2 separate regions of the Homo sapiens genome follow, and region 2 is linked to region 1. Evidence: read pairs that join two places in POLR2A ChIA-PET (ENCODE). Cell type or tissue: PC-9. All regions are shown on one strand. Links, peaks and the distances in the headings refer to the core of each region. The heading gives the core; the rest is flanking DNA. Region 1 overlaps GPR107 (G protein-coupled receptor 107). Region 2 overlaps USP20 (ubiquitin specific peptidase 20).

Evidence for each region. Peaks named below come from ENCODE experiments on the same cell type or tissue, not always from the same donor. Only the 100,000 strongest peaks of a DNase experiment are listed, where the experiment ranks them.
Region 2: POLR2A ChIA-PET joins it to region 1 with 43 read pairs; 7 of 35 experiments call an interaction of 5 or more read pairs at or near these places.

What each region holds. Positions count from the first base shown.
Region 1 is chr9:130,063,478-130,066,387 of GRCh38, forward strand. All of the region lies in intron 1 of GPR107 (G protein-coupled receptor 107), which reads left to right. Among named protein-coding and RNA genes, the nearest start is that of GPR107, 11 kb to the left of the region's middle. In PC-9, for the core only: no CTCF peak of the experiment used is centred there; no DNase peak of the experiment used is centred there.
Region 2 is chr9:129,851,344-129,854,248 of GRCh38, forward strand. USP20 (ubiquitin specific peptidase 20) reads left to right here. Exons shown (of 26, transcript NM_001110303.4): 3 at 1,197-1,293. The coding sequence starts at 1,213. Among named protein-coding and RNA genes, the nearest start is that of MIR6855, 17 kb to the right of the region's middle. In PC-9, for the core only: no CTCF peak of the experiment used is centred there; a DNase peak (open chromatin) is centred at 1,408; H3K27ac peaks cover 1,130 bases.

The sequences.
Region 1 (2,910 bases), core at 310-2,809:
CCGTACCCGGCTATAACATGCTTTTTAAATTATTTAAAATTTTTTTCAGTTTTTAATTATTTTTTCCTATTATTTGTTTTTCTTCTTTATTCAAGTTTCCACACTCCACATCAAACATGCCTTTTTTAGTGACTGCTGTTTGGTGGCATGTATGCCAGTGTGCTTCCTTCTGAAAATACCAGTGTAGTATAATAAAATATTTGATTGCTGGGGTTTCTTAATAAAACAGCCCTGGGAAATTCCAGTGATTGCTTTGTCTTTTTTTTTCTTTTTCCTTTGTATTGCTTCCCTTTACTACTACTGTATAGATTTTTTTCTTCATGGAGTTTATTCTTTTTTTTTTTTTTTTGAGGGTCATACTCTGTCACCCAGGCTGGAATGCAGTGGCACGATCTCGGCTCACTGCAGCCTCTATCTCCCAGATTCAAGTGAATCTCTTGCCTCAGCCTCCCAAGTAGCTGGGACTACAGGCATGCGGCACCATGCCCAGCTAATTTTTGTATTTTTAGTAGAGACGGGGTTACACCATGCTGGCCAGACGGGTCTCGAACTCCTGACCTCAGGTTAGGGAGGGTTTGGGAGGCCTTGGCCTCACAAAGTGCTGGGATTACAAGTGTGAGCCACTGCGCCCAGCCAGGGTTTATTCTTTTTGTAACTAATAAAAAGTAGGTGTCAAGAAATTGTATCTGAACTATAAAATAGCTTTTCTTTTTTTTTTTTTTTTTTTTTTTGAGACGGAGTCTCGCTCTGTCGCCCAGGCCGGACTGCGGACTGCAGTGGCGCAATCTCGGCTCACTGCAAGCTCCGCTTCCCGGGTTCACGCCATTCTCCTGCCTCAGCCTCCCGAGTAGCTGGGACTACAGGCGCCCGCCACCGCGCCCGGCTAATTTTTTGTATTTTTTTTAGTAGAGACGGGGTTTCACCTTGTTAGCCAGGATGGTCTCGATCTCCTGACCTCATGATCCACCCGCCTCGGCCTCCCAAAGTGCTGGGATTACAGGCGTGAGCCACCGCGCCCGGCCAAAATAGCTTTTCTTTATCCCTTTCTACATCTGTTTAGTTGCAGAATAACAAAAATATGGGTCATGTAATTAGGCACTAGGACATTTCAGGGTAAATGAGTAAGAGGATGGATCTGTATGTGTTGGGTTGACTAGTGCCCCCACAAGTTCATGTCTGCTTGGAACCTCAGAATGTAACCTTATTTGGAATAGTGTCTTTGCAGTTAACATTAGGTCATATGCGGTTAGGGTGGGCCCTATTTTCAGTGTGCCAGGTGCCATTATAACAAGTGGAGAGGGCGCAGAGGCACACACAGAGGGAAGAAGGCGATGTGATGGTGGAGGCAGAGCCTAGAGTGAGGCAGCTGCAAACCAAGAATGTTAAGAATCCTGGTAATCACCAGGAGCTTGAAAGAGGCAAGGAAGGATTCTTCTCCAGAGCCTTTAGAGGGACTGTGGCCCTGCTGACGCCTTGATTTTGGACTTGTAGCCTCCAGAACTGTGAGAGAACAAACTTCTGTGGTTGTAAGCTACCCAGTGTGTGGCTATTTGTTACAGCAGCCTTAGAAAGAGAATGCAATATATACCAATAACCTCACCCCAAAGCTCTAACTTCATAGGAACGTGTTATTACTTTATTTTTGAGTAATAACTTTCAGAGAACATGTTTAGCCATTAAGTGATATTCGCAGCCGGGCACGGTGGCTCATGCCTATAATCCCAGCACTTTGGGAGGCCGAGGTGGGCAATCACCTGAGGTCAGGAGTTCGAGACCAGCCTGGCCAACATGGTGAAACCCCGTCTCTACTAAAAATACAAAATATTAGCTGGGCGTGGATCCCCAGCTTCTTGGGAGGCTGAGGCAGGAGAATCGCTTGAACCCAGGAGGCAAAGGTTACAGTGAGCCGAGATCGCACCATTGCACTCCAGCCTGGACAACAAGAGTGAAACTCCATCTCAAAAACATAATAATAATAAATAAAAACCCATTAAGTGATGTTTGTAGGCCTGGTGCGGTGGCTCATGCCTGTAATCCCAGCACTTAGGGAGGCCGCAACGGGCACCTCACTTGAGGTCAAAAGTTAAAGACCAGCCTGGCCAGTATGGTGGAACCCCATCTCTACCAAAAAATGCAAAAATTAGCCCGGCGTGGTGGCAGGTGTCTCTAGTCCCAGCTACTTGGGAGGCTGAGGCAGGAGAATCACTTGAACCCAGGAGGTGGAGGTTGCAGTGAACCAAGATGGTGCCCCTGCCCTCCAGCCTGGGTGACAGAGTGAGACCCTGTCTCAAAAAAAAAAAAAAAAAAAAAAAGTGATGTTTGTAAGTAAGTAAATCAAATCCTTCTTTGCACAAATACTGTAGAATCGGTGCCAGTCGATCAGGACCCACCTGATTACACCAGCTTTATGCAGTGGATCTTTCCTAATCCATTGGCTGCAGCCTCACTTTACATACTGCTTTGTGAATTCTGAGTAGGGAGGGATGCATTTATTCACTCCCCCCCAAAAGTATCTGGAAAGTTTTGGGAAATTAAAAGGATTTTCCTGGCCGGGCTTGGTGACTCATGCCTGTAATCTCAGCATTTTGGGAGACCAAGGCGGGTGGATCACCTGAAGTTCAAGACCAGCCTGGCCAACATGGTGAAACCCTGTCTCTACTAAAAATACAAATTTATCTGGGTGTGGTGGTGTGCACCTGTAATCCCAGCTACTTGGGAGGATGAGGCAGGAGAATCGCTTGAACCCGGGAGGCAGAGGTTGCAGTGAGCTGAAATTGCGCCACTGCACTCCAGCCTGGGCAATAAGAGTGAAACTCTGTCCCAAGAAAAATAAAAATAAAAATAAATTTAAAAAGAATAAAAGAGGATTTTCCTCATCTCGTTCCCATTGATTATTATGATTGCGCATTG
Region 2 (2,905 bases), core at 406-2,905, 210 kb before region 1:
TGAACTCCTGGGCTCACATGATCTCCTACCTCAGCCTCTTGAGTAGCTGGGACTACAGGCATGCACCAGCATCCCAGCTAATAATACATCTTAGTATGTCTGTAGTACAATCAGTAAACTGACATTGGCATAATCCATGGAGCTTATTCAGATTTCACTAGTTCTGTAGGCACTCATGTGTGTTCAGTTATTTGCACTTTTAACACACGTGTAGATCCATGTAACCACCCCACACTCAAGATACAGAGCTGTTCATCTTCACCAAGGTGCTCCCTTGAGGGAAGCATTTATTTTCTAAGACAGATATCTTTTTATACCCCTGATTTAAAAGGGAAAGAAACGCAGGAGAATGTTGGGAAAGATGTTTGCTACTTGTTATCAGTGATTTATTTTACTTTGTGCTTTCTTGTTTGAGTTTTGTTTTTATAATGAACGTGTATCAGTTAGACAGAAGCAACAGAGCTTTTTTTTTTTCCATCTCTTGAAACCCATCACCCAGCTGCACCACTGCTGATGTTTTGGCAAACACAGACTGCTTTCTAGGTTGTTCTCCTGCCTTTCTCTCTGACTTTCTCCCTGCTCTCAGAAGACGTTCTCTGGAGGCAGTGCTGCATGGCCTGCTCCCATGGTGGTCTGGTGTTCAAACCTCACTCCGCAGGGGGCTCCCACAAGACGTGGGATAAGTGGTCTGCCAGCACTTGGCCTCCAGAGGCTCTTGAGAAGACCTATGTCAACATCTGCTGCTTGCCTTTTTGAAACCCAGCCTTTCTACACTGCCGCCTTCTCTGCCTGTATCCTTGGACGGACATGGATTTGGCCTCCTCTAACAAAACATCTGTGGTTTTAGATTGTCTGGTGTGCAGCTCCCTGCATGCATGCAGGACTCCCATGTCTTCCCTACCAATAATTCTGATCACTACACCTGTCACCTGCCATGGGCTTTCCCTACATCAGGGACTACACCAGGCATTTGACAGACATTGTCTCCGTGACCTAGGAGCGACCCACTGGGGCAACTGTTATCTTCTTAGACAAGGAAAGTGATGCTCAGAGAGGTTAAGCAACTTCCCTGCGTTACCAGCTGGTTTGTGGCAGACCAGGACTCAAGGCCAAAGTCATGTACTTAACCACTCACCTCCCCACCTCCTGCCAACACTGGCTGCCATTAACCCGGGATTGCTTGTGTCTTCTCATAGGTGAGCCCAGGCCAGGATGGGGGACTCCAGGGACCTTTGCCCTCACCTTGACTCCATAGGAGAGGTGACCAAAGAGGACTTGCTGCTCAAATCTAAGGTAAAGGGTCAGACCTTACGGGGCCAGGGCCCACACCCAGGGCTGCCTCTTTCCTGGGGTGTGGACATTTCTGAAGCAGTGGAAAAACTGGTTCCCTGACAGTCTCTGCTCAGCTTTCTGTGTAAATGGAAATGCTGGCATCTGCTTGGGAGGCCGCCTTCCGGAGGCTCTGTCCTAATAGCCATTAATTATAGTTTAGACAAGGCCATTTGGGAACCACTAATGCTCTCTGTCCATTAGCTGTTGGGGCGGTGCACAGAGCCTCTCCAAGGCAGGGAATGAATGCTGCTTTCCAAGTTCAGGAGCGTTTTTACACAGGTGGCTCCAGGAGGGCTCAGGGAAGCCTGAGCAGGAAGCTGGGCCTCTTCTCAGAGTAGGAGGATGTGTTGCCATCCTTTTGGTGTTGTGAAATGAAAATTTTTGAAAAGGTAATACTTGAACAGGGTTACAAATGAAACAGGACAAAAAGATAAATGTCAAGAAGTCCTTCTCTCACCCCTGTGCCCACCCTCCCCAGCCCACCCCCGGGTAAGCACTTATTCTCTTTTGTATCTTTTCAGTTTCTTTATGTGAATACAAGCAGATAAACTCATTTTAAGTTTTGCCCTTTCTTACATAAAAGATGGTATACGATCCTCTCTGTTTTGTAACTTGCTTTATTCACATGACAGTGTATCTTGGAGCTCTTTGGACATCAGTGCATAGAGACAGCTTTCACATTTGTTACCTTGAAGCTGCATCATATTTCATCATGTGGCCACAGTGACTGATGCTCTCTGGGTGGACACCTGGACCCTTTGCAGCCTCTTGCCGATACACATGATGCTGCGATGAATGGCCTTGTAGAAAAGTCATTGCATCCATGGGCAGAGCTGCATGCAGGCATGTTCCCAGGAGTGGGATTCCTGGGCATATTGGCACCTAATGCTGGTCGCCTGGCCTCGCTGCACCAGCAGGTCCTTGGTGGCCTTTGGCCTGAGCTGGTTTTGTCATGGGGCCTGGCATGGGAGCAGTTCTTCATAGTGCCTATAGCTGCTTTTGAAGTGACTTTGCCTCTTGCAGCATGAAGTGGGGCAGAGTGAGGCCCGGATGTGTTTGCACTGTCTGGTGCTGGGTTTCTCTCCACTTCTTAGGGAATCTGAGAGCAGGGGGGGGATGAAGCAGGTGGCAGAAGAGAGGTGGAGCACAGGAAGGTTTGCACTGGGCCTGGCAGCCGTTCAGAAGCCTGTTAGTGCCTCTAGATCAGAGACTGGGCTTGTCTGGGGTGCTCTGGGGCTGTGTGTCAGAGATCACAACTTCAGCTCCTCTTTGGGTATCCAGAAAGTTACAAAATAAAACCAACACCGTTCTAAAATACTCAGAAAGAGCAAGGATATGAGCAGGTCCTTCCCAGTAAAAGAGGTAGAAATGACAAGAAACTTTCTGAAAAAGATGGCTGACTTCACTCTCATTCTTATGGATATTGCTAATGAAATAGGATGATACCATTTTGCAGATGGGCGGAAAGAGACTGATCCCATTCATAGCTGACAGTTATGGAGAAAATGGGCCACTCACGTTGTGGTAGGGCTAGGAATTACCGTAACTTTTAGGGAAACAATTCTGCTTCTGG